Regions from separate parts of the Homo sapiens genome. Here region 1 is linked to region 2. Evidence: read pairs that join two places in POLR2A ChIA-PET (ENCODE). Cell type or tissue: PC-3. All regions are shown on one strand. Each heading gives the region's core, and the rest is flanking DNA. Links, peaks and the distances in the headings are about the cores only.

Evidence for each region. Peaks named below come from ENCODE experiments on the same cell type or tissue, not always from the same donor. Only the 100,000 strongest peaks of a DNase experiment are listed, where the experiment ranks them.
Region 1: POLR2A ChIA-PET joins it to region 2 with 14 read pairs; 3 of 35 experiments call an interaction of 5 or more read pairs at or near these places.

Annotation. Positions count from the first base shown.
Region 1 is chr12:42,595,855-42,602,163 of GRCh38, forward strand. No RefSeq gene overlaps it. Among named protein-coding and RNA genes, the nearest start is that of PRICKLE1, 9.3 kb to the left of the region's middle. In PC-3, for the core only: no CTCF peak of the experiment used is centred there; no DNase peak of the experiment used is centred there.
Region 2 is chr12:42,703,098-42,709,406 of GRCh38, forward strand. LINC02450 (long intergenic non-protein coding RNA 2450) reads left to right here. Exons shown (of 4, transcript NR_135028.1): 3 at 4,681-4,889. Among named protein-coding and RNA genes, the nearest start is that of LINC02450, 14 kb to the left of the region's middle. In PC-3, for the core only: no CTCF peak of the experiment used is centred there; a DNase peak (open chromatin) is centred at 3,424.

The sequences.
Region 1 (6,309 bases), core at 1,754-4,253, 110 kb before region 2:
TATATGACAATTACAATAAAGTGAGTAGTCCGAAGTATTCTGGTATTGCATAGTTGGAGGGAATGGAGGTAGAGTGAGGGAAGACTTCTTGGAAGAAGAGGCATCTAGAAGATGAACTAACTGAGGGTAAGATGTGTGCATGTAGGTGTGTGTGCTCACGTGTCTAAGCATTTTGGGCAGAGGGAACATCATGTGTAAAGGTGAGGAGGTAAATGCAAATAGGCTGAATCTAAGGACATGAAATATGTCCAGACTGGCTGCAGCATGGGGCACAAAAGGAGAGCAGTGAGGTGGAGGCTTGGAGGAACCTGCAGAGGAGGGCAGAGGCTGAGGCATGTAGGAGCTTAAAAGCAGGGACAAGTTTTGTGGGAGAAGATAAGGAGTTCTGTTTTGGATTATCAGAGAAAGTAATCTGCAAAACTGGCTAAAAGAAGAAGCCAGAGAGATAGGAAGGAGATAGTGAGAAAGTGTTGAATGAATACCAAAGACGAGGGCATTTCAGGAAGAGAGCAGTACCTACCCTCAGCTAAGTTTTAAGCTCCCCAGAGCAAACTGTGCTTCATGCAGCCCTAGAGTCCCACCACTAAGAGGTTTAAAGGAGGCCCTCGAAGGGTCTGATGGGTGGGCTTTGGGGATCCCAGGAGGATTCAGCAGTTTATAATAGTTCTGTAAAGCAGACCAAGCTGATCTGCACTTCCTTCAGGCAATCCTCCACAAATATGCTTTCACCAGGCTTTTGGGAGTATGGCCAGCAGCGATTTTGAGATTATAATCCTTGGGCAATACTCAACTATTCCGTGTTGTTCATTAAAAAATGAATTATATATTTTCACAGTCAACTGAGCTGAATTGATAATTTCATAAAAAGCTGAGTTTACTTAGTACATATGCAAGAATTGAAGGCCATTTCCCCTCTGCTCAAAGATGAGCGGAAGGAGGACATTGGGTCAGAGTTCATTCCTTTGTCACAGCAATCTTTATCATCTTTAATTTGCTGCCTTTTCCATTAGTTTGTTCCTTGAGGGCAGAATGCTGCCTAATTCAATGTTGCGACTCCAGTGCCTGGCACAGTAACTAGAACAGAGTAGGTGCTCAGTATCCACTGAAAGATAAATAGATACTGGGACCTTAATGGAGAGCTGGTGGGGAGAAGGGAGTGAGGTGGGGGCAGGTAGGGCTGGCCAGCCCATACCCTAAGGTGATCCAGCCAAGCCTAGTGTGGTTCACAGTGTGAAGGAGATCGGGGCCATATATTTGGGCAGTAGAGTCAGCACTAGGACGGGGAGGCGGTGAACTAGGTGAAGCAGCAATTAGGGGAGTCTAACCTCCCAGGAAGAGGAAATGTCAGGTTGTTATGGTTCAACCAATGGAGCTAAGGTTCAAGTGTGGACCACAGTGCCAGTGGCCAAATTAGGAAGCAATGTGGAATCCAATGGTGTTTACATGTGATGGAGGCACAGCTGTGGCTTGAAGGAGCTCCACAGCACATACCCAACTTCTGGAAACAAGATTAATTTCAGACCTCTACCAGAAAAATGGAAGGGCTGAGACTGGAAAATAGATTGGTGGTTGGTTTATTTTGGTTCTCTGACTCTGGCTTTCTTGTTTATACTTCAAACCCACAATATGAAATATGATTTCACATACCTGTGAGTTTGAGAAAGAGAGAGGAAAAGGAGAAATAAATGTCCTTTTTGCTCAAAGCTACTAATCTAATTTTATTTCAGATCTTCTTGGTGCAATGTAGAGACACTCAAGACTAATTTATTTACTTCAGGAGCTTACAAAAACAAGATTGAGTGACATGCTGGCTTCTAATGTTCTTTTGGGAAATATCTTGGGTTAAATGGTGCTTTCATTTTCTATTTTTTCATATAAAAAGAACTCTGGGACTTGTAGTTGAGTGACTGAAGGAGGACTAAAATCAATCCTCTACCTCTGAAAGTTGAGATCTTAGATTTTACTATATATTCTCTCATTCCTATAAAAAGTAGCAGCTCCTGCTGCAGAATGTTGCTTATTCTGCTACTTTTGACCCCAGGCCTGAAGAACTCCTATAGATAGCACGTGAAGTTCCATAAATATCTTCAAGTATGACCTACAATGACTACATTAGCTTTTCCTCTCACTAGTGCTGTTGCTGGGGCAGAAGTTCCCAGAGGTCTGAGTTTAAAGAATTCCACCCCTCCTAGGCACACTCGTACCACCAACCACAACTCCCAGCCCGAGCTCAGGATCTGTGGGGCATTAAAGTAAAACAAAACTCAAGAAAGCATAAGAAAAAACGTGACATGTTCAATAGTGGTTATGGGTTGTAAGTATCAAAAACTTTCAAATAGAGATGACTACATTTACACTCCATTTTCTTCTGGAAAAATTATTGGTTTTGCTCACCAACTCTGAAAATCCAGATATAGCAGTAGATGCTAGGAAGGAGTTAGGAGCAACTTGAAGCAGCTCTCATTTTTGAGCTCCTGGGAACTGGTTCCCAGGCCAGCACCTCCGCCACCAGGATGTGGCTTTCTGGTGAATGAGAGCCACCGATGGGCCTAGAAATTAGTCTTTTATGTTAGTGTGCTAACCATGTGACTAGAACACATTCTCCTCTACATTAGTGTCCTAAAGCATTAGCAAAATAATATGTCACTCATGATGCGACTGAGTGAAATGTATAAAGGAAATTGGTTTACTAAACCCATTAGGTTAAAAGGCAAATGGGAGACTAAAACAATAATCAAATGACAATATTTTAATTTTTAGGATTAGTTATCTGACAGGAAATTTCTCTTTTAATTTAATTTCTACATTTTAAAACAATGAAGTTTAAGGAGCCTTAGAGAGAAACACACAAATCAGCACACTTAGTCCTTTTTATAGAGTTTCAGGGTTCCAACCCACTCTTGCTAAAAAGTACTATTTCAGCCACCAAAACAGAATAATTCAATATGAGAAAAAAAAAAAAAAAAAAAAGCCCATGGAGATAAGGAGCTAAAATGAAGTCAAAGAATCGGGAATAAATTTTCCCCAAATGAATGACTCAAGATGTGAGATCCCAGCCTATACTTCTGCCTGGCACTTGAACTCCTACATTTGCAAGTTGTATGAAATCTCCTCTAATCTAGAATTGGAATTTGCCTGTAAGCAGCTATAGTTTTCTTATTCTTACTGTCTGGTTAAATAGGTTAAAGCAGGCAGGCAAGCCTGTCAGCAGGGCCTGAGAGAAACAAGAATGTAGTGGGAATCAGGAGAGATGTGTGAGTGACAGTGTTAGGGGGAAAAGGAAGAGAAAGGAGAGGTAACTCTCAAAACACAGCCAGAGGAAACGAAGCTCTTGTTACAATCATGGCAGAAAGGTCTTGATACTGTTTTTCCCCAGAACTGAGGTGGATGCTCTATGGAAGCACCCTCCATAGAGGCAAAGTTGTTGAAAACTGATCTAAGTCATATGATTTTACGTAGTGCAACTGCCCATCAATGGATTCAGGACTGGCACTTGGCAAGTTTTTTATTATTATTATGAATATTATTTTTATTAGAGTACTAAGGGTTAATAACAGAAGACTACATTTTCTTCTCACTTTTTAAATTAGAGGCTGACATTGATTTAAAATGTCTAACAGAAAGCCATGGCTTATTCCTCACTGATTTATGAGCATCAAAGGATGGGGAAGCTAGCCGCATTCTTGTCATTTCAGTGGTTCATTCTCTCCTTATTCTGAGTGAGGTCTTCTAGTATATTGGTTATGTGGCGTCTAAGTTTTGATCATCTCTACCGTTCACCTGGCACTTTGCACATCTGCTCACAATACTTGGCATGTTTTCAGTGTGTTTTAAAGCTCTGATTAGGTTGTTGGCCCATGGAGGGCAGGAGTCATTTCCTAGACTTTTTTTATATCCCTCACATACGCCTATGCACTTGGTACTCTGTCTGCACGTAAACTAAATGTAATGAATATTGGTTGATTACCGTTATATTTTTTCAGCATGTAATTCCATATCTTGATATGCTCTTACACAAAATCATAGTTTTTAGATCTAGAAGAGCTGTAGGGGATCATTAGTCCAAGCATGTCATTTTATAGAAGCAGAAACTGAGACTTCTCAAAGAGAGAAAATGCGCTCACAGTTACATGGCACAGTGGGGATTAGAACTTGGCCATCAGACTTCTGCTTTTTCCTTTTGTCCCTTCCCAGTTGGAGAAACTAGTGTTTAAGGAAAGTTCAAGAGACTAGGGAATGAGTGGTAAAATGGATTAGCAGCATACACCATGAGCTGGTAAGTCACCATTCTCAGTTTTGTGTATAATAAGGATTATGTAAGCATGGCCTAAGTCATTCTGTATGTCACTCAATACTAAAGGGTAATCAGGCAGGCTTCTCTGCCTTTGTGCAGGGCAAAGAGAATGTTCCACAGGCACGTGCCTAAATATGAAGAAGAGAATAAGGCAGCGAAGAGTGTGCCTACCTGCTTTCTTCCTCAAGGCCTGGGCTCCATGGTTTCTGTAAAGGCTCTTTTTAGGCAGTTATTTCTGGGCCACTAGGCAAGGTGAAAACATTCTTTTCCTTGACCACAATCCAAAAGGGAACATGCGAGAGATTTTATTCTGTTTGCATCTCAACTGAGGGTCTTCCTTTCTCCTCCTTGCTCTTCCTTCTGAGAACATTTATTGATCACCTACTGTATGCTGAGCACAATGCTAGGTAGACAATGGGGAGGCAATTGCAAGAAAGATGGCAGTGCTGTTCTTGAGCTTACAATTTTATTAGGGAGACAAATATTCCAGGAATGATGAATGGTGAGATACGTGCTAAAAGAGGTATCTCCAAAGTGTCAATGGGAGCACAAAGGAAGGGGGTAACTAATGACATCTGTGAGGCCAGGCAAGCCTTTTGGAGGAAGTGACATTGAGTCTTTATGAACGAATTATTGTGGGAGGGATCATTTTGATGGAAAAAGTGGTCCTGGTTGGAGGGGCAGCATGTGCACGCTCATGAAAACATGAGGTGAAATGGTGTGTTTAGGAACCCAGAAGTAGTTTGATGGGGTAGAGAGTAGGGGAAAGCACAAATCTAAAGAACGCTGGATGCTGTGCTAAGGAGTTTATATTTTAGCTTTCGGAGATGGGGAGGAAGGAGCCAACAGAGCAGAAAGTGACTATACTAATGTCCTTTTTTCAAAGTAACACGAGGTACTGAATATAAATAGCACGGCTAAAGAAAAAAATATATCTGAGCTCATTTCTTTTTCCTATAAAGATAAAAATTACTTCTTGGAGATCCTTTTGCAATTGTTAGGTTTTCCCAAGTGGTATGCAACGGTATTTTTAGAAATCAAATCATGTTTCTGATTGATTTGAAATGTATTTTTAATGTTAATGGAAAGGGTGATGGACTGGGAATTATGGAGACCTGGGTTCTAGGTCCTGGGCCACCATTAACAGGGCATAGTAACAGTAGCATATTCCTCATTCACCATGTGAGGGGATGGGAACAGGAACTTTCAGCACTAAAGTTTAGTGTGTGACCCTGTGTATGTGTATGGTGCGTGTTTGTGCGTGTGCATTTGTGTGTTTATATCTAGCCTAATTCAAAAACAAAATGAGGCAGTTTCTAATGAAAGGTACTGATAGAGGCCAGGTGTGGTGGCTCACGCCTGTAATCCCAGCAGTTTGGGAGGCCAAGGTGGGAGGATCACTTGAGGTCAGGAGTTTGAGACCGGCCTGGGCAACATAGCAATACTCTGACTATACTGCAGGCTGGATAACAGAGTGAGACCCTGTCTCTATGTTTTTTTAATAAAGGCATTCATACATTCAGAGTCAAAGCCTGAAACCTAGATTCAAAGACAAAAGTCAAGTAGTAAAGAGTGCAGAGGGATAACATAGGGTTGCTAACTTTTAATTTGGCCAAATAAGGATATAATAAAAGTAAACAAAGCAAAGCCTAGTCATTCTCAACAACAAATGGGAAGGAAATAATGGCAGAATAAAGAACAGTCTTCTAAGTTGCCATTATGCCATGAAATTCTTACTTAAATTTTATTAATTTTCTGAATAGATAATATATGCATAAGTTTCAAAATTCAAGAGGTAAAATGTGTATATGGTGAAAAGTCTCCCTCTCACCTTTTCTCCTAACTACCCAGTCTTTCTCCCCAGGCACTGTACTTTCTAGATGCCAAGATAAGGTAGGAAATATGACTAGTTGCAAAGCCCTCAAAGATCAAGGTTTATCACAAAAGAAAGGCTTTAAATTTCTTTTTTCAAAAAAATTCTTAAAAGGGAGAATTTAAGCTCTTAAGAAATTTGT
Region 2 (6,309 bases), core at 1,921-4,420:
ATTGAGTCTGGGAGGTCGAGGCTGAAGTGAGCTGTGATTGTGCCACTCCAGCCTGAGTGACAGAGTGGGACTCTGTCTCAAAAAAATAGAGCGTGGCTACTATAAAGAAAGAAGGATGATAAAGTAAGGTTTCCTGGGGAGGCTGAGGGAACAAGGTTCAGCAGCTGAGTGAGAGGATTCATCATAGGGAGAATGTTTTCTTCCTTTAGATGGGGAGAGAGGAAGTGCTCCCTAGGCTCCCACCCACCACCCACCTGATTCTGCCAGGCCCGGGACACTGACCTGCCACACCAACCTCTGCCTTGTGCTGTTGTCATTCAGACACGTGCCAGCATGCATCCATTCAGCAAATACTGGTTGAGTACCTACTAGGAGCTAGCCCCTTTTTGAAATGCTGGAGATACATTAGTGTTTACAGCAGACAAAAACCCCACCTCTTGAGTTTACCTATTCTGGTGGGAGGGCAGAGGCAATAAAATAACTGAGTAAATTATGCAGCATATTAGAAGTTGATAAGGCCTAGGCAGAAAAATAGAAACGGGAGAAAGAGAGGATTGAAGGGTCTCCCTGAGAAGGTGAGACTTGAGCAAAGATATGAAGGAGGTAAGAGAGGAAGTCCTGCCTATGTTTGGAGGAAGAATATTCCAGGCAGAGGCAACCGCAACTGCCAAGATCCCAAGGCAGGAGTAGGCCTGGCATCTCTGAGGAGCTGAGTGAGTGAGCAGTGAGGGCTGAGAGGTAATGGCTGGGTGGAGTTGCAGGACACTTAGGACCTCGTGGGTCACTTAAAGGATGTTGACTTTTATTCTGAGATGGGAGGCCATTGGAAGGTTGTGAGCAGAGGACTGATGTAGGTTTTCTTATGGTTTAAAGGATCGCTCTGGCTGCTATGTTGAGGATTGACTGTGGGGAGTGAGGAGGTTGGGGACAAGTGTGGAAGGTCGGAAGCCAGTGAGGAGGCCATTGCAACAATTCAGGTGTTGAATGATGTGGCTTGGGAGAGTTGCTTTAGAGGAGATTATAAGCAGTGGCTAGACTTTGTATATATCTTGAAGGTTGAACCAGAAGGGTTTACTGACTGTTTATGAGGAAGACTCCAGAACTTTTGTCTTGAATAATCAGAAAGCCTCTTATCTGTTCCTTGTGAAAAAGAAGCTGGTTTTAATTTTCTTTGTATGTTTCATAGTTCCAATTGCAGTTTTGGGTGAACTTCAAGTTTTTGGTAAAAACTATTTAAATTTAATTGAAAGATTTGTAGCCCTCTAAACTCATGCCCTATGGGATGATTAAAGTAGCTAATTTGTTGTTTTAAATACACCTTTTCCCTAAACTCAACACTAAATCTCTCAAAGTAACATCTATTTTCTGGAAGCAAATGGGACTTGTATGGTGTGACTCATAGGTAGGGATTGCTTGGGAATTTTGGGTGGAGGAGAGAAAGGAAAGAGTTGGCCCAAGGAGGCACCACATTGGAAACCTGGAGCAGCTGAGGGCTCTCAGCTGAGAGGTGACTGGCAAAGTGAAGGTGGGAATCTGAAAAACAAGAAAGGAAACCCAGATTGATTTTTTCCCTGATACCTTCAGTGTCTGACAATGTGTATTCTGACAATGTACATGCCTCTGTATGGCTTGCAAACAACAAGGACTTTGTTGCATCTTAAGTTCTTGAATTACAAGCAGAAGGAAGACAACATTTGGAAATGTGTCCTACTTTTGTGTTCTCTTAAAAAAAAAAGCATCAAATTTTTTCTTTCCCCTTATGGTTCTAGAACTAATGTGCCAGTCACCTGTGTGTTTGCTCTCAGATCCATCCCCACTCTTATCTTTGACTGTTCTGAACTGCAGGTGGCTTCCACTGCAGACTTCACTTCCCAGCTCCCTTCCCCACTGGCTCCAGGCTTAGTGGGTGTGAAGCACTGCAGGGGATTGCAGGGTGTGAAGTGCTGTACTGAAGAACAAGGGTATTTCTTCCCCTCCGTCTTTGCTTCAAGTGATGTTCCAAAAGTAGCTATATTTTCTCTCCCAAAAGCCACACATACCACTGAGTGGCTCAGACTACTAGCTCTGTTAATATCACCTCTTCTCTTTTCTCTCCCACTTCTTGGTACTAGCTTCTTGATTCTGCTAATTGCTGGACTGCCCTATTGCTTCCTGTTACCTCATTGTTTCCTGTTACCTCTCATAAAAGCTTTGTAACTTGTTCTCCATATTAAATTCCTAATATTGAGCTACCTGGTATGTGCTGTTTTCTTAGTCGGAACTTGACTGACATGTGTATTTATTGTTGAAATTTGGCAAGAGGAGAGTTTTGTAGAACATAGAAGAATATAAAATCACCACTAATCCCACCATCCAAAAGTAGCTATAGTTAGTGTTTTGGTGTGTATCTTTCCAGTTTATTTTCATGTGCATATAAGCATTTTTTTTTTTGTTCACAACTTTGGAGACATAGTGTACTCTTTGCTTTGTAATCTTTTTTTCCCATTTGATATATTGAAAAAATTTCTAAATCATTTGGTATTCCTATATAACATGATTTTTAAAAATCATGTTATATAGTTAGTTCTGTGACTTCAAATAGATATACTAGAATTTAGTCAGTGGACCACTGTTGGTTGTTCAAATCGTTTCCAATATTTTGCTATTATAATATTATATGCAATTTTGGGGGTATATTTCTGATTGTTTCCTTAGAGTAGATTGAAAAGGTAACTTCTACAAGAGCAGAGGTGTTTTCTGGCCTGCCCACTGATGAATTCTCAGTGCCTAAAGCAGTGTGGGAAGGGATACGTACAGTCTAGGGACCTCATACATGTTGAACTGCCTCTCTTTTGGGGGCCGGGGCTGATTCATCACACAGAAAGTAGTCGGCTCAGAACTGGCTGGCTGCCTGATGTATTGTACAGGATGGAGCCTCCAGGCTACCACAGCTGCTGGGATTCATTCAGCTGGTGGAATTTGCCTTTTGTAACTGAGAGCCAGCTGGACTGAGAGTGAAGGCCAGGGCCTTGTGGATTCCTGTGAAGTCCACTCCTGTTCCTCCAGGACATCTGTTGGCTGCTCTCCTGAGGCTCTTGTAACCATGTTGTGTCAAAGCCCAGGCCCTGCCCCAGCTGGACGAAGCCTGCAGGGGTGGGGATGGAATTTTCAGGCCCCTTCAACTCTGAACCCTTAAAAACTGAGATTTTCTTAATTTTAGGCTTTCAACTACACTCTTAAATTTACTATTTTGAGGGTTAATTCAGATATCAAAGAAAGGCTTGATCACCAAGTAGATGGTAAAGGAAGTCCTTTTTGGTAAAGGAAGTTTAACTTAACCTTTACCAAGTTAACCAGCTCACAAGTTTTTTTTTCTTCTTCAGCAAATGAGGCACCACAGGAAGCTGGAACCTGGTCTCACCATTTATCTTTGGTTTGCCTAAGACCAAATAAATGACTTTATGCCCCAGGCTAAATAACAACAACATGCCAATAAAATAAAAACCACAAAGACAAAGTGGAATGTGGAGGACATGAAAGTTTCATGCTAGGAATTAAACTAGAACATGAAGAAGCATCCGGAGATCTCCAGTTCTGAATACCCTGGTCACTGTCAACAAGTTCCAAATGATTTAAAGTACTAATTGAATTTGATAATTGTTTATTGATCACATAGTATATACTCTGCATCAGAAGCTGCCTCTAAGTAGTGTCACCTTAAGCAGAAGGGATTGAGGTACAAATTCACATCTCAGTAAACACTAAAGTGCTTAATTAGGAGCCCAGGATTGCATTGCTTGGGTTCTAATCCTGGCTTCACCATTATTCGCTGTGTGATCTTGGGGAAGTTGTCAGCTCTTCCTTGGCTTCAGTTTCCTAGTCTATAAAAAGGATGTAATATCCCACAAAGTTATTGGGAGATTTAAATGAATTAACATATATAATGTATTTGGAACACTGCCTGGGACATGGCATATCTGCTTTGTTGCTCCACAGCTTCTCTCCAATGCCAAGTTTTCCTCTGGGTTGGGGTGCGGTATGACTTGGGGAATTGTTGCCTAGCCATTTATTTGGTGTGCGTCCCCTGCATCTGCAGGGACTTCCTAGCTTCCACCTCTTTGTAGCTTCCTAAACTTTCACTTGAAATACATGACCTTTGGTCAGTCCCCAGCTTGCCCCTCAGTGAGGGGTTAATGCAACACACTAGGCTAGGGAATGTAGAAGATAGGGAATTGTAAGGAAAGGTCTTTCCTTGATATGCTCAGCCTGTGAGGGTCTAACATACCTGGTCCAGGAAGAGATACCTTAGAATAGGATGCTGGCATTGGTATGGGGTTCCTTAAAATCACTGAAAGGAGGCCTAGTCCCTGAGAATGATTCTTAGCAACTGGACAGTCTGCCAATATTAGGACGATGTACTCAAGACAATCCAGCCTTTCATCCAAATTCAGGAATCTTTGGACGCTATCCCTTGGGAGATGATCATTTAATTTCTGCTCTAACATTTTATTCATTTGTTCATTCACTCACTCACTGGGCTAGGCCAGTCAAGGGGACTTCACCACTTTGACCTATCAGAGGATAGTAAATTCTCCCAAACAACTTCCAGCAGGTCTTTTTTATTCTGGTTTTTCATACAAGTCATCTCTATTTTATATATTTAATGGCATACATTATCTTCCTGAATCTTTTCCTTTTCAGACTCATTTGTTCTAGATTCAGATCATTCAACAAAACATGGCATGATTTCCACAGTCTCTGACATTCTGATTGCATTGCTTGAGAAAATTCTCAGTCTGGGAATCTCCTTAAAATGCAGCACAGATGATGGCTGAATAGGAACAGCTCCGGTCTGCAGCTCCCAGCGAGATCAACGCAGAAGGCGGGTGATTTCTGCATTTCCAACTGAGGTACACAGCTCATCTCATTGGGATTGGTTAGATAATGGGTGCAGCCCACAGAGGGTGAGCTGAGGCAGGGTGGGGCGTTGCCTCACCCGAGAAGTGCAAGGGGTTGGGAAACTCTCTCCCCTAGCCAAGGGAAGCCATGAGGGACTGTGCCATGAGGAACAGTGCATTCCAGCCCAGATACTACGCTTGTCCCACAGTCTTTGCAACCTGCAGACCAGGAGATTCCCGCGGGTACCTACACCACCAGGACCCTGGTTTTCAAGCACAAAACTGGGCGGATGTTTGGGCAGACACTGAGCTAGCTGGAGAAGTTTTTTTTCATACCCCAGTGGCGCCTAGAATGCCAGCAAGACAGAACCATTCACTCCCCTGGAAAGGGGGCTGAAGCCAGGGAGCCAAGAGGTCTAGCTCAGCGGATCCCACTCCCACGGAGCCCAGCAAGCTAAGATCCACCGGCTTGAAATTCTTGCTGCCAGCATAGCAGTCTGAAGTTGACCTGGGATGCTCGAGTTTGGTGCAGGGAGGGGCGTCCACCATTACTGAGGCTTGAATAGGAGGTTTTTCCCTCACAGTGTAAACAAAGCTGCAGGGGATTCCAACTGGGCAGATCCCCCTGCAGCTTGGCAAAGCCACTGTAGCCAGACTGCCTCTCTAGATTCCTCCTCTCTGGGGAGGGCATCTCTGAAAGAAAGACAGCAGCCTCAGTCAGGGGCTTATAGATAAAACTCGCATCTCCCTGGGACAGAGCACCTGGGGGAAGGGGCAGCTGTGGGCATAGCTTCAGCAGACTTAAACGTTCATGCCTGCTGGCTCTGAAGAGAGCAGCGGCTCTCCCAGCACAGTGTTCGAGCTCTGCTAAGGGACAGACTGCCTCCTCAAGTGGGTCCCTGACCCCACTGCCTCCTGACTGGGAGACACCTCTCAGCAGGGGTCAACAGACACCTCATACAGGAGAGCTCTGGCTGGCATCTGGCAGGTGCCCCTCTGGGACAAGGCTTCCAGAGGAAGGAGCAGGCAGCAATCTTTGCTGTTCTGCAGCCTTCGCTGGTGATACCCAGGAAAACAGGGTCTGGAGTGGACCTCCAGCAGACCTGCAGCAGAGGGGCCTGACTGTTAGAAGAAAAACTAACAAGCAGCAAGGAATAGCATCAACATTAACAAAAAGGATGCCCACACAGAAACCCCACCTGAAGGTCACCAACATCAAAGACCAAAGGTAGGTAGATCCACAAAGATGAGGAAAAACCAGCGCCAAAGGGCTGAAAATTCAAAAACCAGGATGCCTCTTCTCCTCCAAAGGATCACAACGTCTCACCAGCAAGGGAACAAAACTGGATGGAGAATGAGTTTGACGAATTGACAGAAGTAGGCTTCAGAAGGTGGGTAATAACAAACTCCTCCGAGCTAAAGGAGCATGTTC